Linked DNA regions of Mus musculus: regions 1, 2, 3, 4, 5 and 6 are each linked to region 7. The links are chromatin loops, found by intact Hi-C in ENCODE. Cell type or tissue: left cerebral cortex. All regions are shown on one strand. Region 1 has its middle 81 kb from the start of 4930533N22Rik. Region 2 overlaps Slco3a1 (solute carrier organic anion transporter family, member 3a1). Region 3 has its middle 46 kb from the start of Gm30459. Region 4 has its middle 80 kb from the start of 4930533N22Rik. Region 5 overlaps Slco3a1 (solute carrier organic anion transporter family, member 3a1). Region 6 overlaps Slco3a1 (solute carrier organic anion transporter family, member 3a1). Region 7 holds the start of Slco3a1 (solute carrier organic anion transporter family, member 3a1).

Region 1 (4,000 bases), 560 kb before region 7:
CTTGATAATTTCCTGTAGGTAGGGAGGTTTACTGAATCCCAGTTACTGTCCTTCAGAGGAACAAGAGAACGAGGCTTTCAAATAAGACAGCCCCGGCCTTCACTTGTGATGTATGTGAGCCTTCGCTCAGATTTCTTCAGATCAGCACTTGTGGTAATTTCAGCACAGTCTGAACATAAATGGCATTTTATTATAGCGAAAGGAAAAAAAAAGATTAGTGTAGAGTTAAATAGGTTGAGTTAGCCACCTGGCAATGTATACATATGCATGTGCTTAGCCAGGGAAAGAGGTGCATGCTGAGAAATGAGTGTTAGGCAGTTCTGAAGTTGTGCAAACAATAGAGTGTGTGCACATACAAGCAAAACTAGGTATAGAGTTACCAGGCAACCTAATCTTAGGGGACTGTCATTGTCTCTGTAGTTCATCGTCATGTAGATTTATAGATCTATAGGTCTATAGATCAGAGAATGTTGCACCATACATACGTGTAACTTGGACTTGTCAGCCTAAAAGTAAATAAATAAAATGGCCTACCAAGAGCATCATATCACAAAAGAATGGTTTTCAAATGAATAGAAAACAAACTGTTAAGCAATTGTCAAATGGATGGGAAAGGAGTCACATTGGTTAAAGTCCTCCCAAAGCATTGCCAATTTTTACTTATCCACAGAGTCCTGAAGTGGGAGCGCTTCCGTTAGAATGCATGGGACGTGTTTACTGGCACTGTTCTGATGGTTTTCAGAAGGTTCCCTTTAAAAACAACCTGTGTTCTTCACTTTGAACAGTGGAAATATAACATTGTTATAGCTCATGATTGTCAAAGCATTTTGGTAGTGTGTTGCTCAGCTGTGACTAGTGAGCCAGAGAAAGCATGTTGCATACGGAACTCTGACTGTGTGCGTGCCCATCCTGGGTGATGAATAGATGGCTTGAAAGGAAGCTCAACATTTAAAAATTATATTGTGGGAAACACAATGTAGATACTTATGACATACAGAAACAGGAAAAATGTCTCATATAATACACACACATACTAGACAGAGAGAGACATACAATTTTTTGTCTAATATACATGCTAAGTATGTACATATACATGTTTTTTAAAGCCTAATTTATTTATTGAATCTGAGCTATTTTAACATAGGCGTGAGACAGGAAAAGATACTTTAAAGACTGAAATATTTATCAGATACCTTATGCAAATTTCTCATTTTCTTTATTTTAAATGGGTCAAAGAGTAACATGGAAGGTAAGTACACTTTAAGCGTCAAGAGTGGAGCTATTTCAGGTTATTTTTCTATGCAAAATCATGGCCCAGATGAATCCTGGAGCTCTGCAATCTTAGTAGACTAGAAATGTCCCCATGTGTTGTTCTTGGTGGGGTAAACAGAACAAGGTACCAGAAAGGGCCCTGGAAGTTTGATGGTTTATCATTTATAGTAACGCATGGTTGTGATCTTTTGCCTTCTCCTCCTTCCAAAGTCATGTCCTAAGTTTGCAAAGTTTTGGGCTCTACAGAGAAGATCTGAAGGGCTAACAGATTTTATTCTTTGGTGGGAGATAGTGCCAGTGTTTGAGAAAGGAGAAAGTATATTCGTACGACTGCCTTCGTCCGTTGTGTGGTTCTATAGCAGAATTTTGCTGACAGTTAATGTGTAATGAGAAGAGATATCTATGGCTCATGGTTTGGGTGGTTGTAAAGTTTCAGCAGCATGGTGCTCAGGTCATCTTAGCTGGTATGGAAGGCCTTCCGTATTTCAGCAAGCACGGAAGCACAGTGTGAATGGGATGATTGGAAGCTTCAGAGGCACCATGAGTCAACTCCACTGAGGTAACCTTCCTGGCAGTGTTTCCAAAGAGAAGCTACCTGCCAAGGCTGCTGAAGCACGCGGCTAATTAAAAACTTAAGTCTAAGGCTGTTTTATTCCGATACAAACACTAGAGGGCAGAAGCTACCTGGACCATGCAAGACAGTCTTTACTCGGAGGTTGGTTAGCTTTGTCACCCAGTCCCTATCCAGCAGAAGAAGACAGCCTTGGGGAAATGTTTATTTCCCATCACTCTATTCTTTAGGATATCTGTGAATGTGAAGACGATTCCAAAAGACATTTTCTGAAGGAATTCCTTCAGACTCCTTGTCTGCTCAGATCTGAAATAAGGAAATTTCTCTGGAGGAATTGTAGATCAGTAACCATTTGTTAAACATTTGTGTGGACCTGCCCTGCACCATAGTATACAGCTGAGTTTGAACCTAGGCTTATTTCACCAGCTTTTTACTGTTTCCTGACATTGGTTAATTTCTTATAACAAAACCCTTTGGGTATCCCTGGAAATTCATGAGAATAATGTGTTTAAGCAAGAAGACCTCCCCTCAAAGCCTGAACTCTTACACATATGGGAGGAGGCTCTTGACATAGCTCTATTTAAAAACCAGATAGCCACTGACCTAGCTGATGGTCATCGTAATGGCCATCATCATGGGACATTTTTCCTCCCACAGCTGAGCTGATTCATGAAAAGGTAATATCATAGACCAGAAGAAGTTCCTCTTGGGAGCCCCAGCACAGTCTCTTGGGTGTGAGTGTACTTATATCATCTAGAGAAAGGTTTTGAGGTCTAGGACTAGTTACTTGATCCCAGTTGCTTTATATTTAACATAGAAAAGCTTTAAACAAAGAGTCTGGAACATGACCACAAGTTTGAATTTCTAGGGTGAGAACAATGCCCACCCAGGAATGGATACCAACCAGAGCACAGGCAAAGAAGATTGGATGCAAGAAAGTGCGCATAAGACTTGTGTGGTTCTTCCCCACGTTCTCCTCTATAAGTTCCAGTGTCTTTGGTTTTATGTGGCATTCCTTGATCCACTTAGACTTGATCTTTGTACATGGAGATAAGAATAGATCAATTTGCATTCTTCTACATGCTGACCACCAGTTGAACCAGCACCATTTGTTGAAAATGCTGTCTTTTTTTCCACTGGATGGTTTTAGCTCCTTTGTCAAAGATCAAGTGACCATATGTATGTGGGTTCATTTCTGGGTCTTCAATTCTATTCCATTGATCTACCTGTCTGTCATTGTATCAGTACCAGGCAGGTTTTATCATAATTGCTCTGTAGTGCAGCTTTGAGGTCAGGGATGGTGATTCTACCAGAGGTTCTTTTATTGTTGAGAATAGTTTTTGCTATCCTAGGTTTTTTGTTATTCCAGATGAATTTGCAAATTGCCCTTTCTAACTTGGTGAAGAATTGAGTTGGAATTTTGATGGGGGTTCCATTGAACCTATAGATTGCTTTCGGCAAGATAGCCATTTTTTACTATACTAATCCTGCCAATCCATGAACATGGGAGAACTTTCCATCTTCTGAGATCTTCTTCGATTTGTTTTTTCAGAGACTTAAAGTTCCTGTCATACAGATCTCTCACTTGCTTGGTTAGAGTCACACCAAGGTATTTTATATCATGGACACAGGAAAAATTCCTGAACAGGACACCAGTGGATTGTGCTGTAAGACCAAGAATTGACAAATGGGACCTCATAAAATTGCAAAGCTTCTATAAGACAAAGGGCACTGTCAATAAGACAAAAAGGCAACCAACAGATTGGGAAAAGATCTTTACCAATCATAAATCAGATAGGGGGCTAATATCCAATATATATAAAGAACTCAAGAGGTTAGACTCCAGAAAACCAAATAACCCTATTAAAAATGAGTTACAGAGCTAAACAAAGAATTCTCAACTGAGGAATACCGAATGGCTGAGAAGCACCTGAAAAAAATGTTCAACATCCTTAATCATCAGGGAAATACAAATCAAAACGACCCTGAGATTCCACCTCACACCAGTCAGAATGGCTAAGATAAAAATCTAAGGTGACAGCAGATGCTGGCGAGGATGTGGAGAAAGAGGAACACTCCTTCATTGCTGGTGGGATTGCAAGATGGTACAACCACTCTGGAAATCAGTCTGGTGGTTCCTTAGAAAACTGGACATAG
Region 2 (4,000 bases), 190 kb after region 7:
AAGGGCTCTAGGATAGAGACAGAGCATGTTCCGAGCGTTGTGAAGGAGAGTTCTTTGACTCAAGCTCTTTGGTACACGCATCACATCCAGGTACCCAGAGGCTGGCCAGTCAGCCAAGAGGCCTGTGATCTCACAAACATGAAAGCTGGAGGGAAGGAAAGAAGTCTCTCTCTGCTGGGTTGAAAAGCCAAGTAGTCAGAAGCAGCTACAACGTATAGCAGCAACGTATAGCAGCAGCAGATCCTCCCCACCCTGGAGAGCCCTGACCACATAGGATGACGTTCATTTGCTTGCATCGCTTTCCATAACGTGTGGCTTCCTACCTCCCCCACCTCACCACCGCTCCAGGCTCCCTGGCAATCAACTGGTATTTTAGCAAATAAGCATTGGCTCCTTGCCCAAGGCTAGTGGCCGGCTCTGTTGCTCTTATGGAAAAGATAATTTAGAAAAGATAATTTAAACAAGACCACCACCTAGGGTATCTGCCTTCCCTGTGTCTCTGATTGTTAAGATGTTCTCCAAATAAGAAATTTTGGTCTTGTATCCAGACAGACCATAAGCAGAACTCTGAAGACACCACTGACTGACCAACTGTGTGGCAAAGGAGAGAAGGGAAGAAAAATGAGGGAACCTAGAGAGATTCAGCAAAGGAGGCAGTCACTAAGGCAGACTTAGGACGGTGTGTGGGATTTCAACTCTGCCTCCAATAGAGAAAACCTGGGTTGAGGGCTAAGCTGATTGAGGCCATGCTATCTAGCATTAGAGGCCACACCAGGTGTGCCAGGCACCACATCATGCTTTCATCAGAGTGTACACAGTACTGGCAGCGTACAGAGATGATTGACTGGCTGCCAGTGGAATTAAGGTTCTGCCCCGCCCCACGTCCATGCTTTAGACCAGCCCCCTCTCTGCCTTAGCCTCGGATAGAGCCCAAGCCCTTTCTTATCACTAGGTGCCTTCTAGATCCCGTCCACTGCCTTGGAGCTAAAGCTCAACGAGGAACCACAAGGTCAGCCTCAAAAGCCCAAGGTTCTCTACCTGACTACATATGTTACATATGTACTACACGTACTACATGTACTACATGTTACATTTTCTTGTGTTTGCATGTGAAGTGACCCACAGATTCTTGTGGGTGTGAGCACTCAGTCTTCAGCAGGTGGCGCTGTTCTGGGAGGGTGTAGAACTTTTGGTAGATGGAGCTTCCCTTGGGGAGGTAGGTCACCAGATCCGGCTTTATATCCTTGCCATCTTCTTGTTTGCTCTTTCTTTCTATCCATTCAGACATGAGCTCCTGCCACCACACACCACTGTCCTTTCCTGACAGACACAGGGTGTCCTCGAACCATGAGCCAAGATAAGTGTTGTCAGGTGTTTAGTCACGGTGACAAGAAAGATAGCTAGTCCAAGCTGAGGTGGGGAGTAGTGCCCATGCAGCATCCTGCTCTGCCTTCCTCAGCATCAGGGGCCAGGCCTACAGGATTAGTATTTATGTTTCCTAGGCGATTCCACTGTACAACCAAGTTTGAAGTTAGTGATAAGTCTGAGGGAAGAGCCACATGAGCTCTGCCTCTGTCATAGCCCTATGGCTTTAGCCGAGTTAGTGTTGTGTTTTCTTTATAAACTTTACATAGCAATAATTTTATTTCATGAATTGTGCACCGTCTGGAGTGTCTTAAGTGCTGGATAAATGGTTGCCACCCCTCCTTGCCTTCTCCCCTCCTCTTCCTCCTCTTCTTCCTCCTCAGACAAGAGCACATCAGTTAAAATGCTGTCAGACTGTGGCCAGTGAGCAATGGATAAATATGTATTGTGTGTCTTGCAGGCTTCCTGCTGTTTACCGATCATGTTTTATTCATGCATGTTGCATGCAGAAGGCTCCCTAAGAGGGGAGAATTTTCAACCTGAGGTTTGGAAGACAGAGAGCTAAATCTGTATAAATGGAGGGCAAGGAGGGCAACTGTAAGATGAGGAGAGCGACGTTCTCACCAAAGGTTTCACTGGCTACTGGCAAAGAGAGCCCGATGATGCTTGAAAAGCTGGGCGCTCCTTCCTTTCTAGACTGGTGCTGCCCTCTAGTGAGAGGAGTCACAGTCAGCCTGAGTGTCCTCATCCCGGAGGGGACCAGGCAGAGTTAAAAGAAAGGCAGCCCAGCTACAGAAACATACACTAAGGAGGGGACGCCATACAGGACATCCTCCCCAATCTTTTCAGTCCTGATACAGTTATGGTGACATCCGTCATATTGTGTGCACCCACCAATGTGTCTAATAGTCCCAGTTTGACAAGGCAGATATTCTTATTCCCAGATGTGGCATTGAGATATTATTGGTCATCTAGAAATTGAGGCATGAGCCAAAGTGGTTGAGTCTGACTGAGTCAACGGCCCTCTTTCTATGTTGTCATGGTAGCATTTTGTAGGGCAGTTCCTAGAACCCGAGGTCACATCCACCTCCTCTTAGAACCTGAGGTTATCTCCATCTCCACCATGGAGACGCTGGACGTCCTTAGAGCTGCTCCCTCCCCTCTCTGAGTTTCTGCTTTCTCATCCTACTCCTCAGACATGCTCCTCAGAATGGTTCCCTGACCACAACTTTATATGAAGAAGTGGTCACTCCAGGATGGCGGGGTGAGAGCGGCTCCACTTTCAGAATGTATTACTTTTACGACTACACAAACTAGAGATGAGTTAGATCATTCTCCTCCTACAGAGGCAGAAGCAGTCGCCAGCGTGTACCAGGCCAGATGTCACAGAAGAGAAATCTTCACATTCTGAGAGTAATCTCTGTATCTCTCTCCAGGACACCACTACATTCCCTCAAAGACTAGACTTTTTTTTTGTCAAGCACAGAACCCTTAGCTCTGCCCTTCCCCCACCCTGTGTTGTCTCACTCAGTTTTGTTAAGAAGTCAAGGCTGTCATGTGAGACCTCTGTCCTTTGGTGTCCTCCTGAGGCTGGGCTTTAGCTCCTCCCTTGCCACCTTCTCAAGGACAGCCAGGAGTGTCTGCTGCTTGCATTTCCCTTTGATTAGCACCTTGGACTCTATTGCAATCTCTGAAATAGTCTGTGCTTTAGACACAGTCTCTAGGGACCAGAGAGGTGACACAGATGGTAAAGTGTTTGCCTCGCAAGTGTGAGGACCTTAGTGCAGAATGCTAGAACCCATGCTAAGGTAGATTCCAGTGGTCCTGAGGCAAGAAGGGAGATTCCCCCAGAAGCTGGAGGCCTGCTCTCCTGTCCTACACAATGAGGACTAAGACATCCTGTGGCTACCAAGGTAGACAGTGAGGTGAACTCCCAAGGCTGTCCTCTACCTCTGTGTGTGCAGGTGTGTGTTTGCACTCACACATTCAAACACTTGCACACATATACACACACCATATACACATCATATACGCAGATGCTCTCTCTCTCTCTCTCCCTCTCCCTCTCTCTCTCTCTCTCTCTCTCTCTCTCTCTCTCTCTCACACACACACACACACACACACACACACACACACTCAGTTAAAAAGAAAGGAAAAAATACAGTCTTAGAATCTTTCCTCATTCGTTCCTGGGATTTCAGTCATTGGAAAATCTCTACGAGTCTTCTCTAATTACTCCTTATAAACATGAACCTTACACATAGGACTAGACAGGCAGGCCTTAGCTAGATGCATGTCAGTGTTTCTCTGTGGAAAATAGAGATGCTGACGTGTGCCTTCTTGTCAATCATGATAAAAATGTGGCAACCATTTCACTGTATGCAAAGGAACTGTGAAAGGCCTTTGATGTTCATTAATCACTTAAGCCTCAAAGCAGCCCTGAGAGGCAGGGGCTTTTATCACAGCCACTCTAAAATGAGTGTATGGAGGCTGGAGCGTCCCCAAGGCTGCACAGCTGGTGACTCCAGACCCTGGCCTCCCAGCCCCAAGGTCAGTGGCCTGGAATACATTGGTCGGCTCCCCTCCTCTGTTGTTGATCTAGCCTCCGATCATTCTCCACTGAGTATGGATTTGA
Region 3 (4,000 bases), 160 kb before region 7:
TTCACACACATTAACATGTAACTTCGGTGTTATCATCAATTATAATCATTCTAACCAGAATGGAGATTCTAAAAGGGCAGAAACATAGCCTTTTCCATCTCCTCAGCTTCAGCCTGCAGCAGCCATTCCATAATGACAAAAACCTATCGACTGCCAGGCACTGCATAGTCACCATACAACCTATTTACGTGTCACATTTTCAAACGAGGAAACTAAGCACAGAGAACCCGGGGAATGTTACTCCAGGTCACACTGGTGCAGAGGCTTCAGGGCTTCTCTGGTTTGATTCTGGGCAGTTACTTAAAACACTTTCAAGACCTAGAGGGCTTGCTACCCTAGCCCTGTGTTCTGAACGCATCAGATCTTTGTGGGGTCTGAGATTCTGCATTTACTTTAGATTTATTTTTTAAAGTATATGTATTATGTGAGGACCTGCATGCGAGTGCAGGTGCCTGCAGAAGTCAGAGGAGGACGTCGAACCCTCTGCAGCTGGCATTTCTGCCACCTGTGATCTACCCAATATCAGGGCCAGAATCTGAATTCAGGCCCTTGGCAAGAGTAATGTGCACACATAACCCCTGAGCCGTCTTATCTCTCCAGCTCAAAATTCCCAAGATTCTATATGACTAACAAGTGCTAGTCATATAGCCTGACTTTGAACATGAAAATCTCAACCAAAACTTTATATTCCTAGGAAATTAGGCTTTGACTGAAAGCTTGAAACTTCCTCATTGACTGGACAATTGGCATAATTCATCTTCATTGGTCACATTAATGAGAAATTTGCAATTCTGTGTCAGTACTCATTCAGCTTTTGGTCAGATCATTTAAAACAGGGACTCTGCTAACCTCTGCTGGAGAAAACCCTAGAAATTGAGAGAGGACTCCAGCTCAAGGCCCTAGGCCAGATCCAAGAAAGCAGCCTTCCCCGTGTCTTTAAATCTAACTAGATTTCCCATTCAGTTGAAAGGAAACTAAACTCCTCCCAGGACCTCGCAGGCTCTGTCTGTCTGTCCCTTGTCTGTCCCTCTCCCGCTCCTCCTGCTATCAGATCTTAGGTCACCACTGGTCTTCCAGCAGTGTGTAGAAAAGATAAGCCTTTTCCCTCTTCCTATTTGGTCCTCTGTTCTTTCTGCTTTCCCCATTCCCTTTCCTTCTCATTTTTGGCAGGCACTGAGCCCTTATTTTTCCGTTATATATTCTGTAGGTTCATTTACATCAATTTAGTCTGTAAAAGAAAATTTAAAAAAGTCTTTTTTCCCCCCAAGTCTTAAATGCTTTATTATTCTGGAGTCAGACAACAGACCAGAAAAAAAAAAATCCTGGTGTTCCATCTTACAAAATGAGCAGTTTACATTCTTAGTCAGAGAGAAGATAGTAGGGTGGTATCTACCTGATGGGCTACAACTCCTGTCTGTCTTATTTGACTACGGGATGACTAGCTCACTATGTACTGCTTATACATTAAGTTAGGTTACAGTTTGTGATATATGGAGAAACCCTCGGTCTGACTCCTCCCCCCTTCTTTCTGGGAAGACACACCTCCAAACGCTCAGGGTGGGAAACAAGGGAAGAGCGCCACTGAAGAGTAAACTCCAAAGCCCAAGGCGCTGTGCCAGGCAGCTCCCTCACACTGCACCGCTGACGCTCTCGCTTTGCGGCCCCTCTCTGAGTGTGTCCGGTGGCAGCAAGGCCTCTTTCAAGTCTGAGCCATACTCATTTATGACCCGTGTGTGACCATGCCCAGGTCTAACAATACTGACTCACGGCGCACAACACAAGACTCTACGGGGAAACAGCAGTGTGCAACTTACGACAAAACTGCTTTGGGTGCACCCCCCATCCTCTGGCTCCTGACATCTGTTCCCAGATGCAGGTGTCAGTTGGGGTTCCAAGCATGATATTCTATGAATGAATATAAATGCTGAACCGCCTCCGCATAGAACTCTTCAGCATTGACCATCCTGTTTAAAATTCCACACCCTCCCCCAAACTTGAGCACGCGCACCACCCGCTTGCTCTCTGTTTCCCACACAGTGCATACCACCATCTGGTGAACGCCATGCTTTACTGATTCAGGCTTTTACTGTACTTCCTCCTCCACCTTCCTTTCCAAGCGTAGTAAATTGTGCCCGTTTTGTTCATCGCTACACCTCCGGTATTTGGAACAGGACATGGCGCATAGTACGTGCTCACTAAATGGTCGTGCGTCATTAACTCCAAATTAAAGGTCTTGGCCAACAGCACACCCTCTTCCCATTCTTCACAGTTGTTCTTTAGCCAACAGTTGTCTTCCCCTGAGCCACTCTTCACCAAAGAAAAACTGACCAAAAGGGAGACTCCAGTGAGCCACAGTCTTTTCATTTTATCTTGCATCCCCAGCAGGTGGGGGAGATGGAAGACAAGACATCAGGGAAGACCTTTAACCCTCCTTGGGCAGCATTCCTAGCTGAGATGTAACGACCCTAGACCTTTATGAATGAATACTTCCTCTGGACTTCAGGCACTATACGTGGGACTATGTTAGACAAACTGAAAGCCATCTCTGCACAGGATTGCTAAGGAGCTCTGATCTGCTGTGCGTTCAGACAACTAGGGGTGCATGAGGGCTGTCTCGGCTCTGCATTCACAAACTTTCCAACATTTGTCTCAGAAATGTCTCCGGAAGACGAGGAGAGAAACGCCCTGTCAGCTTCCAGGGCTCGGCAGGCTCCATTTGGAGAGAAGACGGTATGTTTATTAATGAAGAAATGTTTAGTTTGGATATGTGGGAAGACAGCCAACTACCCACAGGGTTTTTAAGTCTAGCTGCCTTTAAGAGATTTATAGAAATGAAGTGACCTTTTCTCTGACAAATGGGTTGCTTCTACTTTGCAAACTTCCATCTCAACCACCTGCTCTGCATCTCTTGTCTTGATCATCTTTGTCCTTACAAGTGGGGAAGGGGGTCTGTAGTTTAAAGTTAAGTGTAACCAAGATTGGGAAATGCTAAATGTAGCAAAGCTGTTTTCTTTTTCAGCAGAGTATTTCATGAGGCCAGCCAGCACCAGGTACTCCTGGGGAAAGGGAGATGAGCTTGCATGCCTTAAAGGAGAGACTTTAGTCCTCAGACAGCTAAAGGCAAGTGCACCACGCTTTCATTAACATGGAAAGCACAAATGGCTGCAAACCAGTGAGCTCTCAGTACCAAAGCAAACCAGTGAGTCTCAGAACCAAAGCAAACCAGTGCACTCTCAGAGCTTTGCTTTTGTTTGTTTTATCATTTGTATTTTTTTTCCAAGAGAGCTAGCTCTTTCCTTTTCTTCTCATTCTTTCATATATATATATACAGTTTCACCTGTGCGACTTGGGTACACTAAGGCATAGAAAATACTCAGATGTTTCATCACCAAGGCTACCCATAGCAATGCACCACAACAAAGCTGCCTAAAACAAAGATGTCTTCCAGATCAGGAGGACAGAAATCTGAAGTCAAATTGTCAGCAGCTCAGTTTCCCCCCCCCCCCTGAGGACCATACAGGAAGGACCCATGCCAGTCCCCCTCAAAATCTCCCTCTCTCTCTCCCTCTCCCTCTCTCCCCCTTCCCCTCCCTCCCTCCTCCTCTCTCTCTCTCTCTCTCTCTCTCTCTCTCTCTCTTTCTCTCTCTCTCCAGTCTTTAGTTGTCTGATGTTCGGTCTAGGAATGAGAACAAGTACAATTTCCCCTTTGACGTTATTATGTCTGTTGGTATTTTCATTATTCAGTCTTATTTAGGCAGCCATAATGTTGAAGAACGATGAATATATCTTCCCTGTATAATATCTACTCTTACCTCAGACTTCTTGGTCCTCTGGCTCTTTCAGTCTTCCCACACTCTATTCCTTGATGTTCTTTGAGCTTTGGGTGCAGGATTTGTGTTGTAAATGTATCTATCCAATGGGGTTGGGTTCCCCAGGATCCATTGATCTCTGAATTATGACCAAATGTGGCTTTCTGTTATGGGCTCTGTCTGCTGAAAGG
Region 4 (4,000 bases), 390 kb before region 7:
TTATCAGGAACATTTCCATTCCATTAATGGTGAAGTTGCTTGGGTGGGACCATTCCTTCTTAAAATAATGATAAGTTCTTCCAAGCACAGTAGAAAATCCAACAGGGAGCAGAAACATGAGGAAATTAGATGCTTCAAATTTCTATGCAAAACTAGGCAAAATCACCACCAACAGTTTCTTCTATGTGCACCCAATCTAGACCTCACAATACGAGGCATCTAGTACTCCAACAGAAAACTACAGATTTGTGACTTGATGATTCAAAGAAAAGAATTTAGGTGATGCACGAGCAGTTATAATTTAAGGGAGTATGTCATAAAAGGGAGTATCTAAAGATACTGTTTGGCTTTTGTTTATCTGACACAAAGACATGTCTGGGAAGAACATTCTTTTTAAAATTTTTTCTTGCTTTTTGGGATTATATTATAATTACAGTTTCTCCCCTTTCTTTCTTCCAACCTCTCATATATCCCACCCACTTTCTCTCCTTCAAAATCATGACATTTCCTCCTTAAATGTTGTTACATATGCATGTATGCATATCCCTAAATATATAAATACAACGTGCACAGTTTCTAAAACCTGCTTGTATGCCTATGTTTTAAAGGCTGACCATTTGCTACTGGACAATCAATTGGTGACTTCTTCCCTGGGTAAAACTTTGTCTCTGGCTCTCAGCACTCCCAGTTGCCTGCAGCTCTTTGTCTGAGACTGAGGCTTCCTGGGTTTTCTCTTTTTCATTTCAGCATGTCCATTGGTGCTATTCTCGTTTGGGTTATGTTTAGGTAGCCATGTTGGTGTAGCCATGTGAGTGTAGCTTCTGATATCTCCAGAAGAGTCAGTCTCATAGCAAGCCTCCTGCTCCTCCGACTCTTACAATCTTTCTGATCCATGGGAGAGGAATTTTAATTATAATAAAATACTTTGATAAGATTGGCCTGTAAGCAAGTCTTTGGAGTAATGCCTTGATTAATGATTGAGGTGGCAAGGCCCAGCTCACTGTGGAGAGAACCACCACTGGGCAGGTGGTTCTGGGTATAAGAAAGCAGGCTGCACATAAGCCAGAGAACGGGAATCCGGGAACTAGCCTCCATGGCATGGCTTCTGATTTATTTCCCACCCTTAGATTCCTGTCTTAAGTCTCTATCTAGACTTTCTACCCTAAGAGTTGAAAGCTGAAATAAACCTGTTCAGTCATACTGCTTTATCACAGCAATAGAAAGGCTAAGACACCAATTAAAATGAAAATTACAATCTCCTCTTATAGTGGCATTATACCATGCGTGTGGAAATTATATAACAATAACACATTGGGAGTCACAGATAGGATTACCTTGCTGTGATTGTCTTCTGTTTTATGTGATAGTGCACTAAAATAATTCTGTATATTCTGTGAAGTTAGAGACTTATGTTCTAAAACCTAAAGTAAAGAGCCAGCTAAAAGAGGCAGCATAATTAGAATTAATATGAAACACACACACACACACACACACACACACACACACACACACAGAGCAAAAACCCTACAAAGGAAAAACAAATATACTGGTAAAAAAGAAGTGAGAGTACTAGAAAATAAATAGCAAACAAGTAGACTTACAGGGGCAAATATGTTCATAATTAACATAAGTATAAGTGGATTTACTATGCATTCCAATTACAAATTAAGTTGTCAAACTAGATTTTTTTAAAAGTAAATCTCACTACATGCTGGTTTTAATAATGACAAATGAGATGTGTTTTTGTGCTGGAGACATAGCTGAGCAGTTAAGAGACTATGTTGTTTTTCCAGAGGATGCAAGTTTGCTTCCCAGAACACATGGTGTGGCTGTTCACAACTGCCTGTAACTTCAACCCCAGAGCTACCAATGCCCTCTTCTGGCCTCCAAGAATACTAACATACCCCATATGCAAGTAATTACAAATTTAAAATACAACATCGTTTTTAAAAAGGGGGATGATTTAATTCAAAAGAAATTGAAAGCTAATGGATTGAAAAAAATTTGTTTGATGTAAACGGTAAGTATAAGAAAGGTAGATTTATACCGAAGAAAGAGCTGCGGGAACGAGGAGAATTAACAAGAGTAAATAGACAATGGTAATAAGGTTACACTATTTTGGAAGAGAAAACAGTTATAAATTGCAACAGGAGGGAGACTTGGACTGTCAGGAGGGCTGTAATGGATAAGTGGGCACTTCCACATCTAGTTAGAGATTCCAGCATTGCTCTCAGTAATTAATGGAGCTCTCAGAAAAGATGGAGGATGTTTGAAGAGAAGTGCCAGCTGTAATAAACACATTCTCATTTTTAGAGCAATTACCATCATGTGAAAAATGTGCTTTTCATTCCAAGCACACATAGATCAGACACCCAAGTAGATCATGTGCTGGTGATTAAATGTCCCAGGAAAATTGTAAGGAAAATAACTTACAATTCAGTCTTGAGATATCTGAAATGCAATTCTAGGACTGAAAATTAACACTTTCTTTTTGAGACTGGGTTTCATGTAACCTAAGCTGCCCCTAAAGTTCTCATGTAGTTGAACTTAAACTAACTAATAATCCCCATATCCACCGTCTAAATACTGGGATTATAGGTATTTGCCACCAGAAATAACTGAAAACAGACCTTTAAATAATCTATTGGCAAAAGGATATAAAAAATCAGAAATGTTTTAAAATTATGTGAAAATGGAAACAAGATATATGCAATTAGGAGTTACAGATAAAGCAACACTTAAAGGAATATGGAGTCTTGGAAGCTCTCCAACTTTAAAACCAGTGGGTTTCCAGTTAGAGAATTTCAGGAAGATATGCCAACCCAACCCAAAGAAAGTCAGTGAAGAGAAAAGTTAAAGCCAATTAAATAGAAAATACACGTTAGAGAATAACTGAAAGAGATGCAGTTTAGTTCTCTATAAGGACTGATAAAAGTTCTATATTAAAAATAGAGGAAATACAAAATACCAACTCTCAGGGTAAAATTGGTACATCATTACCAGTCAGCCAACACCAATAGGCTAGCAAGAGGAGATAGGGGAACTCTTTTTATTCCAGTAAACTCAGGTGAAATTGACAAATTCCTTAGCATTTCCAAAAGTGCCATAAGAATTAATAGAAAGGCAGAGAGATGAATCAGTCACCAAAGTGCTTGCCACACAAGCACGCAGATCTGGCTTTGTTCCCCAGTGCCCAAGGAAAAGCCGCACACAACTGCCTGTGCCTGCAGTTCCATCCCTGAGGAAGTGGACACAGGTAGATTCCTGGAGCTCGCCAGTCAGCCAGTCTAGGCAAATTAGTGAGGCTCAGGCCCAGTGAGAGAGCCTGTCTCAAAGAATCAGTATGCATTGTGCATAGATATGAAAGGATGATTAAATAAATTTAATTAAAAATATATGGTGGAAAGCAATTGATACTGCATATGAATATGAACATGAACATGAACATATGAACACACTTGGAGAAGACTAATAGGAAGTGTAAGTGTGAAAGTCTTCACAACTATTAAAGAAATAAAAATTTTGGTCAAAAACTTACAGAGAAAATGCAATTGAGAAAGTTCTTTGGTACATTGTGTAGGAAAGATTTAGGGAGAAAATGCAATTTCATGCACTCAGAATGATGTAAAGAAAGAAAAGACTAGAATATTTATTTCCCAGCAAATTTAATGAGGATTAAATAACACTGATGCTAAACTTGGACAGGGACATTGTAGAAAAACAAAACCCTTAACAATGAATGGTGTCCTACAGATCATGTATCTATTCTATCCATTCAGTCTATCTGTCTATCTATCTATCTATCTATCTATCTATCTATCTATCTATCCATCCACCCACCCACCTACCCACCACCTATCTATCTACCCTGAGCCTTAGGTGTAGGAGTTACATTATAGATACATCCACTGGGACTGAGCACCCTTGATCAATTGCTATCTATGGGTAAACCAGATATTGTTTTCTGTACTGATCTCTAGATGTAACCGTAGCTTTTAGG
Region 5 (4,000 bases), 54 kb after region 7:
CTGCAGTGTGCCTTGAAGTATACAGCTAATTATGCAGGCTTAAGTTAAAATAGAATTTGTTCCGAATTTGACATAAGCTTCCTATCTAGCAAGCCTCTACTTTACACATCCTGAGCTCTCTGAGATAGGATGTCTGGGCGCACATCTCCACCCAGAGGCCTCCCAGAGAGTTGATGCTTTGATTGAACAAGTGTATTGTAGATCGATGGATGACCTTTGTGTAGGAGGAGCCTATGAATGAGAGAAAAGTGGAGCATGTACCCTTCGCTCTCCAAGCCAAACCCAGTTAGGACATCTTTGTGTCACAGGGCTTAGAACTGTTGAAGCAAAGATGCACAGTCCCCTCCTCCATATGCTATGGCTTGTCTTGTACCTGGAGGGGGCGGGGTTCTATGGTCTTGTACCTGGAGGGGGCGGGGTTCTATGGTCATGTACCTGGAGGGGGCGGGGTTCCACTGAGCCGGTGACTATGGTGATTCTTTTCCTTTGGCTGCTGTTAAGCCAGCAAGTTGCTAAGTTGGTATCCATGACTACAGCTGAGTAGTCTTTGGACTGAGGATGCTTTCCTAGGTCCTTGGGAGAGTAGTTTTCTGGTAGCAGTAATGGATCACATCACCCTGAAGGAATTGGCCAATGAAAAGCTGAGTTTGTCTCTTGAACAGTCAAATGAAGTATGATTTCTATGCCAAGGGGAGCATTTGGGTTTTGGGGAGATGGGAGGTAGAACCAAGGCTGGTAGGACAAAACAAGGCAAGGTGGTTTTTTGTTTTTTGTTTTTCGTTTTTGTTTTTGTTTTTTTTTTTTTTAATTTCTGATCTGGTATATGAGATTTGTAGTTATCTTTCGGTAGGAAGACTGTATCAGCCAAATTTATACTTGGGCTCCTCTTTTCTTCTATGGAAGAGTCAGTTGAGTGTTATTTTTGCACAGTATATGGATAGTGTAGTGCTCTAGTCTGTCTCACCAAATTCTAAACCATGGCAAACAGACTAGTGCATAGTAGTGCTGATAGATCTTCCAGGTCTCTCTGAAATGGTTTCATGGGTCTGTTTAGAAGGAGAGGCTGAAAGCAGGCCTTTTGCACAGATTGGCCTTCATAGGTAGTTTGTTTTTTTTTTTTTTTAAATTGAATTCTCCAGGAGCAGTTTCAGAAGACTGCAGCCTATGCAGGGAATATCTGGTGTGTTCTCCTATGGCAGGAGCCATGAAGACATGTCCAAGGTCCTGAGACTGTCACAGTATTTATCTCTTCTTAGTTAGGCTCTAGATCTGGAAGCCACTCAACTCTGCTTTTAGAAATATCCAAGGGAACACAGTGCCAAGAGGAGGGGTATCAGAAGAAAATGAAGCTGGGGCTCTAGGTGAACTGTTTGGAAAGGGAGAATATTTGCTAACTTTGAGTTTGGCTCTAGAAACGCAGGCCTTTTGTCAACATGCCTAACTTAACACTGGATCGGAGACAGAAACAATGTACATATTATATATGGAAAAATACGGGCTTCTTTCCAAGGAATCCTTTAAGCTGCATGGGCCAAGAGAATCAGCCTGCACTGTCTAGGTTACAGGTCATCTGAGACCAGACCTGTTGTTAGCTGCCCGCACAGTAGGTCAGCATGCAGACAAAAGTGAAAGAGTTCAACTCAGGTCCCCCCAGCATTTCTCACTAAAGCGATTCCTTCCTTTGACTCTCTTAGCTGAGCTCTCGAAATGCTCCTGGATTCCTTCATGGGCCTCTCACAAGGCTAGCCCTGTTCCGAAGCCGGTCCTTTCTAGAGTGAGGAGGGAGTTGAGGGAACTCATTTACCGCGGGACAAAACTAGATGAATGGGGACTCAGCTCTGTTGGCCGCCTTTTCACTCCATTTCAATACAGCAGCGTGTGGAGCTCAGCCTCCTAGGATGGCTGGATAATGACCCGAGGGTGGCACGTGGCACTCTTTGTTCCCATAGGGACCAAATGGGCAGGGTTGTGGTGAAAACCCATTTGTGCATTCCTGAGGTCCAAGAGTCAAGCCTTTAGGAGTCCCGTCATGCCTTAGCTCCATGGTGTGACCATCCATTAGCTTAGTTTTCTTAGCTGTCCTTTTGTCTCTCCAAGTTCAAAATATATCAAGTGGAACTTGCTTCTTATGACAGTGTGAGTTAGATGGCGTGTGGGCTTCCTTTACTTTGGCCTTTTACTTGGTGGCTTCTTTAGTTTGTTATTGACTGTTTTTTTTTTTTTTTGTTTTGTTTTGTTTTGTTTTGGTTTGGTTTGGTTTTTTGTTTTGGTTTGGTTTGGTTTTTTGTTTGTTTAAGAAGGAGAAAGGTGAAATGAGAATGACAAAGGTGGTTTTTTTTTGTTTTTTTTTTTCTTCTTTAAACAGCTTGGAAATGTGTTACACATTTACTATTGGCCATTTCAGAAATACATAAAAAAAAGAGTAATATGGCTATATAGTATATATAATTCTAGTCTCTTTTTCTGCATTGATATGCTTTTCAGCAAAAAAATGTGCTTCTAATAAATAAGACTTTGTAATTTCATTTCTCTTAATATTTTATGAGCTTTTTGCCATGTTACTAAATATTCTTCTATGGTTCTGGCTGCATACAAAATATTCCCTTGTGAGCATGCATCATATTAGTAATATTGTCAATGGTTAGAAAGGAGCTTTCAGAATTTTTGCTGTTACAAATGAAGCACATGGGTAAACTGCAGGTTAACATACTTTACAAAAATGGTTGAGCTGGATGTAGCGGGGCTGTGGGTGTGAGTGCCGCACTTTCCAGGTGTATCTGAGGTCTGTTCAGAAGGCAGTGGGTGGGTGTTGGGGGGTGTGATCCAGGCTCAAGCAGAATCAAGGACATCCACCAGAGAGCTTGAAACCTTTGGGAAATGCCAAGATCCATGATGGAGGCAGACACAGGACTCTGTTTGAAGTCCATAAAGACAGGTGCTGGTAGGGTGAAGAGTGGGGGTCAAAACTAGGATAGGTGCATGAGGGCAGGATGAACATGGGTGGGCATAGCTTCTATTCACGTCAAGGTTCTGGAAAGAGATGCACCATTGTCCGTTATGTATAAAGATGAAGCGTGTTCAGAACCCAGGCCCCTCGGAACAAGGCAGCTGGTGGAGTCTGCCTTCCACTCCAACACTGTCGACTATGCAACCTGTCCATTTCTTCCGTTATCATTAGCTGTAGCCATCGGTGCTGTCAGGAAGTTTGCCTCATATTGTGCTGGAGTTTCCCTTCTTTACAGCTTCCTCAAACCCTTTCTCATTGTGCACTCTGGGCCCAGCAGACACATTTCTGTACACACACCCCTCAACCTTTCTGTAGTGTGATAACTTCCCTGAGCCTTGCCAGGTAGAAGGGATGCTTAAAGTCTAAGGCTTCCTTCTTTAACGGCTTCATCCTCAATTCCGCTCCTAAGAAGAGATGCCAAGGGCTAGAGGACTGGATCTGTCATAAGACAAATTCAAATATTCGGAGGGCTTGAACCATGGGGCAGTCCATCAGTTTGCTGGGCAAAACACCCTGCACTGGGAGGTTGTGGTGGTTTGTGTACTCTTGGCCCAGGGAGTGGCACTATTAGAAGGGAGGCAGAGGCACGTGGAACCCAGTGGATCTCTGCCCAGACAGCTTCAGTTATCTGCCAAGCTCCAGACTGGTTAGACCATTCTCAAAATCAAAGGTTGCTGGTGCCTGAGGACTGACACTCAAAGCTGTCCTCTGCCTTTTACCACAACCACACACACATGCACCCATACATAGAAACATGCATGTGTGTGCGCGTTCCCGCAGACACACACACACACACACACACACACACACACACACACACTGGGAGGCATAGAGTTGTGGCTCAGTGGTAGACTATGTGATGGCACACAAAAGGCCTGTAGTTTGATCCTGAGTGCCATTTAAAAAAATCAAACAACAACAGCAGCATTCTCTACCCACAAAGGAGGAAGTTAGCATGGGATAACACATGGAGTCCATTTAGTCCATTTAAAT
Region 6 (4,000 bases), 180 kb after region 7:
GGTTACCACCATATCATTCATTCCACCATTGCATTCCTGGAAGTGTCTTTCCCTAGTGGTCATATTGCAGTTCACATGGCCTTACCACTGGGTAATAATACTGATGACTTTCTCTGTAACAGCCTGCATAAGGTTTGCCAGTAATATAAAGCTAGCCAGCCAGGAAAATGCTTCCTGATCAGTACCATCTCAATGTCTCTCTATGATGCGACATATATGCATGGTATCATCTGCAGTAGGGTCTTACCACCAAGTTCTGGTGAGGAATTGGGAACAATGGCAATAGCCTGTACTATTTGGAGGGTCTCCAGGACACCTCTGACCAACAACTCAAGGACTGGTAACCTATACTTGCACTGAACTTTTATGTTCATTACAGAAACCATAGACTGCCAAACAGATATGTCATTTTATTTTTGTAGTTCCGGGGACTGGATATCCAGGATCAAAGCCTTAGTAAAGTATCCAGACAAGAGGCTACTTTTTGGCTCCTAGATGAACATCTTGCTGTATCCTAACAGGGCAGGCAAAGTGGGAAAACCTCCTAGGTATCGTATATAAGGTGACTAATTTCATTCTAAGGGTTCTGTCCATACGATCTAGTTGTCTCTAAACATCCTCATCTTGAGGGTTAAGGTTTCTCCCGGGGATTTCAGGAGAGCTGAAGCAGTCATGGCATGGTAACACTCTGGCCCTAACTATCCACCCCCAGGCTGCCTGCTAACAACACTGCTGTGCACGCTCAGATGGGTGAGTGTATTTGAGTTACAGATGTGGGAAGCTGATGTCTTCGGCTACAGTAGCATGATGCTGAAAGAAAAAAAAAAACAAAGCCCTCAGGGAGTTAGAATTAGACCTTTGCTGTTCAGCAAACTGGGTACCTATCACAAACCATGGGAATCCCAATCCGTCTCCCACCCAACCTTCAAATATGAATCTACTACTTACTGCTTACGGCGCTACTTACTCCATTCTGTTTTCCTGTTCAGAAAAAGGGAAGTGAGCTCCAAACCTAATTAAGATAGTGTTTAAGCCTTGGAACTAAACTCATTCACAAACCAATTGCACTGGGGCTCTGAGCCTTGTCTGGCCACCCCACGTTGTACGTGTGGTTCAAATTATGATCACTTATCATTAATTCTCTAGTTTAAGGACTGGAGAAGGCTTTTAAGAGTTGACTCCGCCGCTCCCCACGCTCGGTCGGATCACAAGGCTCCAGGCAGTTTGCAGTCAGCGCAGAGGCTCCATCCAGACTGAAGCATGTCTCAGAACACGCTCCTCTATAATTAACAGCTGCAGGCGCTTAGAATGTTCTGTCTGTGTGGCATCATCTGCCCTGTTCCTTGGCTGTCGGAGCTAGAAAGCTGGAGGATCCAGAGCCTCCTTTGAGTTCCCTATTCTCTGCCTTCCCCTCATTAGGGTTTGGACGTAGTGTATCTACACTTACTCGCCACGTCCCTCCTAACTGTGTAGCTGAGAAGACCCAGAACCTTCTGAGCCTCACCTGTCCCATCTGTATCGCACTGTATCTCCAACCTGCTTCGCATGGCAGTTCCTTGGAATCCAACCCTTACTTTAAGACTTATACTCAGAGTCAATCCTACTGGGTATTATTGAAACACAGTTATTGCAGAGGTCACAGATTACCGAGTCTATGCGCTGAATCAGGGGTTTTCCCTCAGGGACATTTCTACCCGCCTAGGGATAACGGGAAACCTCTGGGCAGTTTGGGTTATCAGGGCTTCAGGAAGAGAGTCCACCTAAGTACCTGAAATACCCAGGACAGCATCCTACCCAATCCAGGAATTACTTAGCTTTTGATAGCTGGGGCTCAGAGGTCCTGACCTAAGGAAACTAACCCAGATGTACATGCAGGTATTTTTGATGCAATGTGATAACAGTTTGAGAACTGGTGCATACAGAGGGCGGAGACTCTGTGGTTCTCAGTGAGGGGTCATCTCCCCTGTCCTTCGATCGATGCTGTACTGCAATATCTGAGGAAGAAGTCATTGGCACTCACAATTTTGTTTTGTGAGAGCAGTGTTATCCCATGCATACAGATCTGTCTAGTGATCCTGCAAGACCCAGTTCTCAGTTCCGATGCTTCCCCATCAACATCCACACCTAGATGAAAGGCTCCAGGTTAAAGGGACTCCAGGGTAGGAGCCCAGCCGGCTAGGGGAAGAGGCATCCCTCAACCATGAAAATTCCTTTGCGTTTGCCTTCGCTGCTGAGATCTGCTGGGGAAGTTATGAATGAGTCACTATGAATCATTGGGGAATGCCCTCCCCGGAGCGACTGTGCTGGAGAATCCACACAGAAATCTGTCGTGTCTTTTCCTGCCTCTCTCCCCAAAGACTGCAAATAAAGCCAGAAGTCGTTAACGTGACTAGAGCTATAACTTTATACTGTTAAAGTAAGAAAAGTAAAGAATGCTAAAAGCAGCCAAATAGGGTGGATTCTTGCTCAGATTCAAGAAGGGCAGAGTACAGTGAAGACTCAAGACATTGTGCTGTGTGGGCATGAGGCTCATTCAGAGCCAGCTGCTCTCCAAGCGTGTCATCCTCTGCCCCCAGCGAGGTGAAGGCAGAGTGGAAAGATCACATGGCCTTTGATTCACAAAACCAGAATTATCACACCACTGGCTTTCCTTGGCTTAGTGGTCTGCAAAGGGAGTTTTGGTGGTAACTCCCACCACTGTTTCGGGATACAGTAAGTTAAGGCCATGAAAGCTAAGCAACCATTCAGAATTAACATTAGGTGTCAGGGCATGAGAGCATCAGTGTGTCTTTCCTGTAAACAGGGCATCCTGCAGTATTTACAGCTGAAATGATGTCTGGGATGGGCACCAATATTCCACAGGATAAGAGGAGCAGGGGAAAGTGATAGGACAGTGAGCACCCATTGATGTTGGCTATGGATAGGGATGGGTATCTAGACATTCACTATGTAGTCTGTGCTGATTAGGGTTAGGGTCCCTCCCAGTCTGCCCACACATGGAGCTCTGCTCTCTGAGAACTCACCTCCCTACTCAGAGAGGGCCAACACAGAAATCTGGGAGTTAGGCATCCAACACTTCTAAACCATTTTCTGGGAACTGGCTAAGAACTGTGGAAAGGAACAAGCAAGCTGGGGGACTACTGAGGTGAAAGATGAGCTTAAGGCAGGGGGCCATTGCAATCAGTGTGTTAGACTGAGCGGGACCTGGAGGACCTGGTATTCATAGAGATGGAAGAGAGAAAAACAGCCCAACCCTAATGCTCTTGTCTGTCCCAGGCCCTTTGCCCCATCCCTGGGGTGTGAGACATAGGTGGAGTAGCTCTGATCTTGGGGCATCTCCCAGTCTTCTGGGCTACAGAAGAGGGAACACAGAGTCCTCTCAGTTGGAAGGGATTCAGAGGACAGGGCGGAGGACTTTGGAACTGGCGAAGTAAAGGCACTTACACACCCCCTTTAGCCTTTAACAAAACACAAGTCAGAGGCAGAGTGTGGCAGTAAAGTGCTGTACATCTCTGTAGCTCAGAAAAATGCCCCGTGGTGTGAGGTTACACAGGCTAAATGGCGGCTCCAAGTAGCCATCCTGATGGAAGTGTCTAGGGTGGCGTTGAGGGTCGCTGTGACTATTCCTTGGCTGCCTATGGGTTCTGTTTTGGCCCTAATGTTTCAGTTGTGAGTTCTGAGAATCTGTCACTTTTCCCATCTGGCTTCAGAAGCCGAGCCTGTACCGGTGCCTCTTTCCTGGCATATGAATGTATCTCGGGTGTGATTTGGGGACTGAGTGTGATGCACTTTGACCCCTCCTACTGAGTAACATGCTTGGGAACCAGGAGGCTCTTTCTTTTTTTTTCAACTGCCAGGGTAAGTTAGGGACACAAGCCAGCTCTTACTTACGACAGCCGCTCTTCCCCCCCCCCCCGCACCCCCCCCCCGCCCCTGTACAAATTGGCTGAGCCAGAGGGCAGGGCAAGTACTCCTCAGTTTTCTTCCTGAATTCTGATAG
Region 7 (4,000 bases):
GCTACTATTAATGACAGGAAGAACAGACATGCATAATCTAGAACCCTACCTCTGACAGCATTTATGCCTAATTTATTTAAAGATAGTTCATGTTATAAATCTAAAATAAAGTCAAGTTGCCTTCCCCTGAGTCTACATGAGGCAAAGTGATTTGAAGCAGAGAGCCCGGGCTGAGACAGAAGTCCTGTTCCAATTTGGTGTGTGACTTTGGGCTAGCTACTACATCTCTCTGAATTTCTGCCTTTAAGGAGAACGGTGTGACTCTCACCTTCCTGGTAGGACTGCAGGATGAAACAGTAGACATTTTGTTGGCTCTGCCAACCTTGACTGAGTGAGTGGGTGGCATGGGTCAAGTTAGTTCCCCTTCCTAGATCTCAGTTTTCTCCCTGAACAAGGCTAAGTGCACCATCTAGTTTAGAAGGTTGCTGTGGGGTTATGGTAAGGTGCTGCTCTATACTGAGGGCTTGGTCAAGGCAAGCACAAAATGAACATCGGTATTTGTGTGATTGCAGGGTATGTAAATGAGTCTCAAAGACTAACACACCCCGATATTTCAACCTTCAGCCTTGTGACTCATTCAGAGGGAGATTCCCCCTGTCTTCCAGCTCACCAAAGGAATCAGGGTTAGTGAGGAGGGACTATGTAAGGGCAGAGTCATGAGAAAGATCAAGAACAAGAAGCAAAAGATCCAAAGAAGGTTGGCAATGCATACCCAGAGGTGGCAGAGATGGGAAAGGTACAGCCAAACAGTAAGGATTTCAGCCATGGTGTAATAGAGCCACACACGAGCCCAGAGACAAGTGTGCCCCCCCCCCCCTTTTTGGCTACCAGACTATTGAATTAACAGTCCTGAAGGAATTGGAATTCCTCTACCAATCTCAAGCTGCCAGAAGATCAAGGTGCCAGCCACAGGAGGAGCTTGTCTTCCAGGAAGGTAGTTGGCAGAGCTAGTTGACAATTTGTCAGACCACCCATAGCAGACTGGAGCCCAGATGTTGATGGGTTAATGATGGGCAAGACTGTACCTTGACCTGGACTACTTAGTGATTCATATCCTTTTGTACCTAAAGCTCATGCAGAACATGGAAGAATCAGTTAGAGAGTGGGGAGATCACTAGACCTGTCTATTTGTTCTTCTTCCCAATGGAGCCACAATGAATAATCTTTCTTCTCTTCTTTTGTTACTTGCTCCTTCAGTTGGCATTCCGAAGACAGGGGGCTGAGCCTAGCTTCTTAGGGCTGCCAGGACACAGGCTTTGACCCTAACAACTCCAGGATACAATACCACTGGTAGAGAAGAACACTGTAGAGAGTGATGCCAGAGAGTAATTTAGGCCGAAGGTACCCCAGACAAGGGGAGGCACATTGAAAACCACACCAAGACTAGGTGAGGTCATGTCTGGAAGACAGATGGATGAAGCAATTTATATTTAAATGGTAAGGCAAACAACACACCCCCACTGTGCCACCGTCTATTCTTACTCAATTTCTCTGGAAGAAAGTAGAAATTATGGCCGGTGCTAATTGCTATGCACTATTGAATGTAAGCCTTGGCATTGGGATATAGGCCCTTGGGAAAGCAAGGAAAAGTTCTCCAAATAGGCTTTGGCTTCTCCATCACTAACGTGGACAACAATGCTAGGTATTTTCTGTTCGTATCCACTTTTCTCTTAGCTTCCAAACGCTGCTGCCTGAATCAGTACATCCTATCAGAGGCGCCTTGTGGACCAAAATCCTAGGGAATGCTGGGGAGCAAGGGGCGGAGGACTGATGACAATTGGCTCTGCTGCATGCTGACCTTCAGGCCAAGCCAGGGAGGGCCACAATAGTCAGGAGAGGGGTGGGGACACAGCAGGCTTGTGGCTCATCCCTTCCTGAACTCCAACCGCAGGCCGCTGGAGAACTAAACAAGGCCCTCTGCTGGGGTCCTTGTGATCTGCAGTTGCCTGTACTTGGAGGCTGGGGGAAGATGTGAGACTCCCTGAAGCTCTAACTTCCCTTCTCAGAGGTTCTGTTTCTTTCTCCCATTTTCGGGGAATGGGCGGTTTAGATATGTCCAGTAGCCACTGAATGCAGGAGCAGAGGCTGGCAAACCAAAGGAGCCAATGGCAGCTCCTATCTCGGCATCTTCCAGAGCCCCAGAGCACAACGTCTGTCCTTAGAAATCCCTAAACCAAGCCGAATACAGCTCCTGCGATACTCTCTTTATGAAAATTGCTTCTTCTCTCCGGCCTTAGCAGTCCGGTACCCGCACTAGAAGTAGGGTGCCTGGATACTCCCATCTCTGCACCTCATTGCTAGTCCTAGTACCACCCAGTTTCCGCCTTGGTGCCCTGGGCCCCACAATGCCTCCTAGTGGCCGGGTAGCACCTTCCTCGCTCAGCCTCCTACCCCACCAGGACTCCTGGATTTTGCAGTTTCGCTGGGTAGTTAGACCCCGCCGGCCTTGACCATCAGCAAGCCCTTAGTGCCCCAAGCAGGTCCCCTCGTGCCTCCCAGGGACGCACCCGCAGCCAGTAGCGGCGCAGCCCGGGGCTCAAGGCGGCGATCAGGCCCCGGCCCGGGCTTGGGGCGCTAGGGGTGAAGGCAAGCGAAGCCGGCGGGCCAGGGGAAGCCGGTGAAGGCAACGGCGAGAGTCCGAGAGAGGCTAGGCGGCGGCAGCAGCGGGCGACGCGAGGAGTCCCTGTGATTGGCACAGCCCGAGCCGGAGGAGGCGGCGAAGGGAGGGCGGAGGAGGAGGAGGAGGAGAAGGAGGAGGAGGAGGAAGGGAGCTAGCGCGGCGGCAGCGAGGAGCGGAGCCTTCAACCTCTCTAGCCGCGGCAGGACGGGGGCGGCCGCCGCGGGCCCGGGGCGGGGACAGTACGCAGCCTCGCGGCACGCACCCCCGCCCGGCAACGGCCACGACACCCGGGGCGAGCGGGAAAGCGGCGGCGGCGGCGGCGGCGGGGGAAGGATGCAGGGAAAGAAGCCGGGCGGCTCGTCGGGCGGCGGCCGGAGCGGCGAGCTGCAGGGGGACGAGGCGCAGAGGAACAAGAAGAAGAAAAAGAAGGTGTCCTGCTTCTCCAACATCAAGATCTTCCTGGTGTCTGAGTGCGCCTTGATGCTGGCGCAGGGTACGGTGGGCGCCTACCTGGTGAGTCCGGGTGCCAACTCTGCGGCGGACCCCCTTCCCTGCCGGCGCTTCTCGGGCTTGCCGCCTGGCACCGGGAAGGGGCCTCGCCGGCTCCGGGGGCAGGCGGGCATGACCTCGGCCCGGCACGGAGGTTGGCGACTGGTGCAGAGGCGGCCGCCGGGGGAGCTGCCGGCCGGAGCTCGGAGCGGGCGGGACCGTGGATGCCGGCAGCTCGCGCGCCGGGCAGGGGCTAGGGAAGGGGTGCCTGAAAGGAGATGCCGCAGGCAGGTGGGCATGAAACTGTTTCTTCTCCCCTCTTGAAAACGGAGCCATATGGCGAGTTCAGGGAGCCTCCTCAGAGACTGGAAGGCATCGCGGTTCAGGTGACCTGCACATGGGAGGAAAAGCCAGTTAGCATCCTGCGTCCTCTACTCTCCGTTTCATCCGCCCGGTGAACGAATCATTATGCATCTTTTTTCCCCCTGGCTCTTTCTCCATCCACCAATTGCTGGGGGAATTTAAAAGGCGCCCGAGTGTGGCCCTGAGCTCAGCGGTAACTGCAGGGGGACTAGTCCCACCCAGATCCCAATAGCCATCTTTCTGTGGAGGGATAAAGTTATAGTACCTGGAGAGCAGCTGCGAGTTTCTGTAGTTCTACCTTAATTCCCCATCATGGTCGCTCGCCCACACGGGGAGTGGATCATCTGTACAATATGTATTTGCTTTATTTGTCTCCAGAAAGGGATTATTGATGCCCAAAGGCCCATGGACACCTACTATGCCCAGGGAATCCACTTGTAAGGATTACCAAGTACCTACTTTGTCGCTTTCTTCTGTCTTGCTCAGGTGGTCCGCACTTGAGTTTCAGACAGTGCACTTCCAGACCTA

The links. Peaks named below come from ENCODE experiments on the same cell type or tissue, not always from the same donor. Only the 100,000 strongest peaks of a DNase experiment are listed, where the experiment ranks them.
Region 1: it touches region 7 in a loop (8-fold over the local background); 25 of 42 quality-filtered maps call a loop at or near these places.
Region 2: it touches region 7 in a loop (5-fold over the local background); 21 of 42 quality-filtered maps call a loop at or near these places.
Region 3: it touches region 7 in a loop (2.1-fold over the local background); 12 of 42 quality-filtered maps call a loop at or near these places.
Region 4: it touches region 7 in a loop (2.4-fold over the local background); 3 of 42 quality-filtered maps call a loop at or near these places.
Region 5: it touches region 7 in a loop (2.1-fold over the local background); 5 of 42 quality-filtered maps call a loop at or near these places.
Region 6: a loop joins it to region 7, with 7 times the contacts of the local background. A loop is called at or near these places in 21 of 42 quality-filtered maps.

What each region holds. Positions count from the first base shown.
Region 1 is chr7:75,108,778-75,112,777 of GRCm38, reverse strand. No RefSeq gene overlaps it. Among named protein-coding and RNA genes, the nearest start is that of 4930533N22Rik, 81 kb to the right of the region's middle. In left cerebral cortex, a CTCF peak has its summit at 1,942 (motif pointing right); a DNase peak (open chromatin) is centred at 1,915.
Region 2 is chr7:74,365,616-74,369,615 of GRCm38, reverse strand. All of the region lies in intron 2 of Slco3a1 (solute carrier organic anion transporter family, member 3a1), which reads left to right. Among named protein-coding and RNA genes, the nearest start is that of Slco3a1, 190 kb to the left of the region's middle. In left cerebral cortex, CTCF peaks have their summits at 1,160 (motif pointing right) and 2,083 (motif pointing left); a DNase peak (open chromatin) is centred at 2,061.
Region 3 is chr7:74,717,543-74,721,542 of GRCm38, reverse strand. No RefSeq gene overlaps it. Among named protein-coding and RNA genes, the nearest start is that of Gm30459, 46 kb to the left of the region's middle. In left cerebral cortex, no CTCF peak of the experiment used is centred here; a DNase peak (open chromatin) is centred at 2,026.
Region 4 is chr7:74,948,090-74,952,089 of GRCm38, reverse strand. No RefSeq gene overlaps it. Among named protein-coding and RNA genes, the nearest start is that of 4930533N22Rik, 80 kb to the left of the region's middle. In left cerebral cortex, a CTCF peak has its summit at 1,882 (motif pointing left); a DNase peak (open chromatin) is centred at 2,241.
Region 5 is chr7:74,499,283-74,503,282 of GRCm38, reverse strand. All of the region lies in intron 2 of Slco3a1 (solute carrier organic anion transporter family, member 3a1), which reads left to right. Among named protein-coding and RNA genes, the nearest start is that of Slco3a1, 53 kb to the left of the region's middle. In left cerebral cortex, no CTCF peak of the experiment used is centred here; DNase peaks (open chromatin) are centred at 79 and 1,872.
Region 6 is chr7:74,375,124-74,379,123 of GRCm38, reverse strand. All of the region lies in intron 2 of Slco3a1 (solute carrier organic anion transporter family, member 3a1), which reads left to right. Among named protein-coding and RNA genes, the nearest start is that of Slco3a1, 180 kb to the left of the region's middle. In left cerebral cortex, a CTCF peak has its summit at 64; DNase peaks (open chromatin) are centred at 1,323 and 2,293.
Region 7 is chr7:74,553,544-74,557,543 of GRCm38, reverse strand. It overlaps Slco3a1 (solute carrier organic anion transporter family, member 3a1), which reads left to right and starts at 2,764. Exons shown (of 10, transcript NM_023908.2): 1 at 2,764-3,133. The coding sequence starts at 2,954. In left cerebral cortex, CTCF peaks have their summits at 1,913 (motif pointing left), 2,380 (motif pointing left), 3,080 and 3,280; DNase peaks (open chromatin) are centred at 1,945, 2,364, 2,720 and 3,351; H3K4me3 peaks cover 2,553 bases; H3K27ac peaks cover 2,370 bases.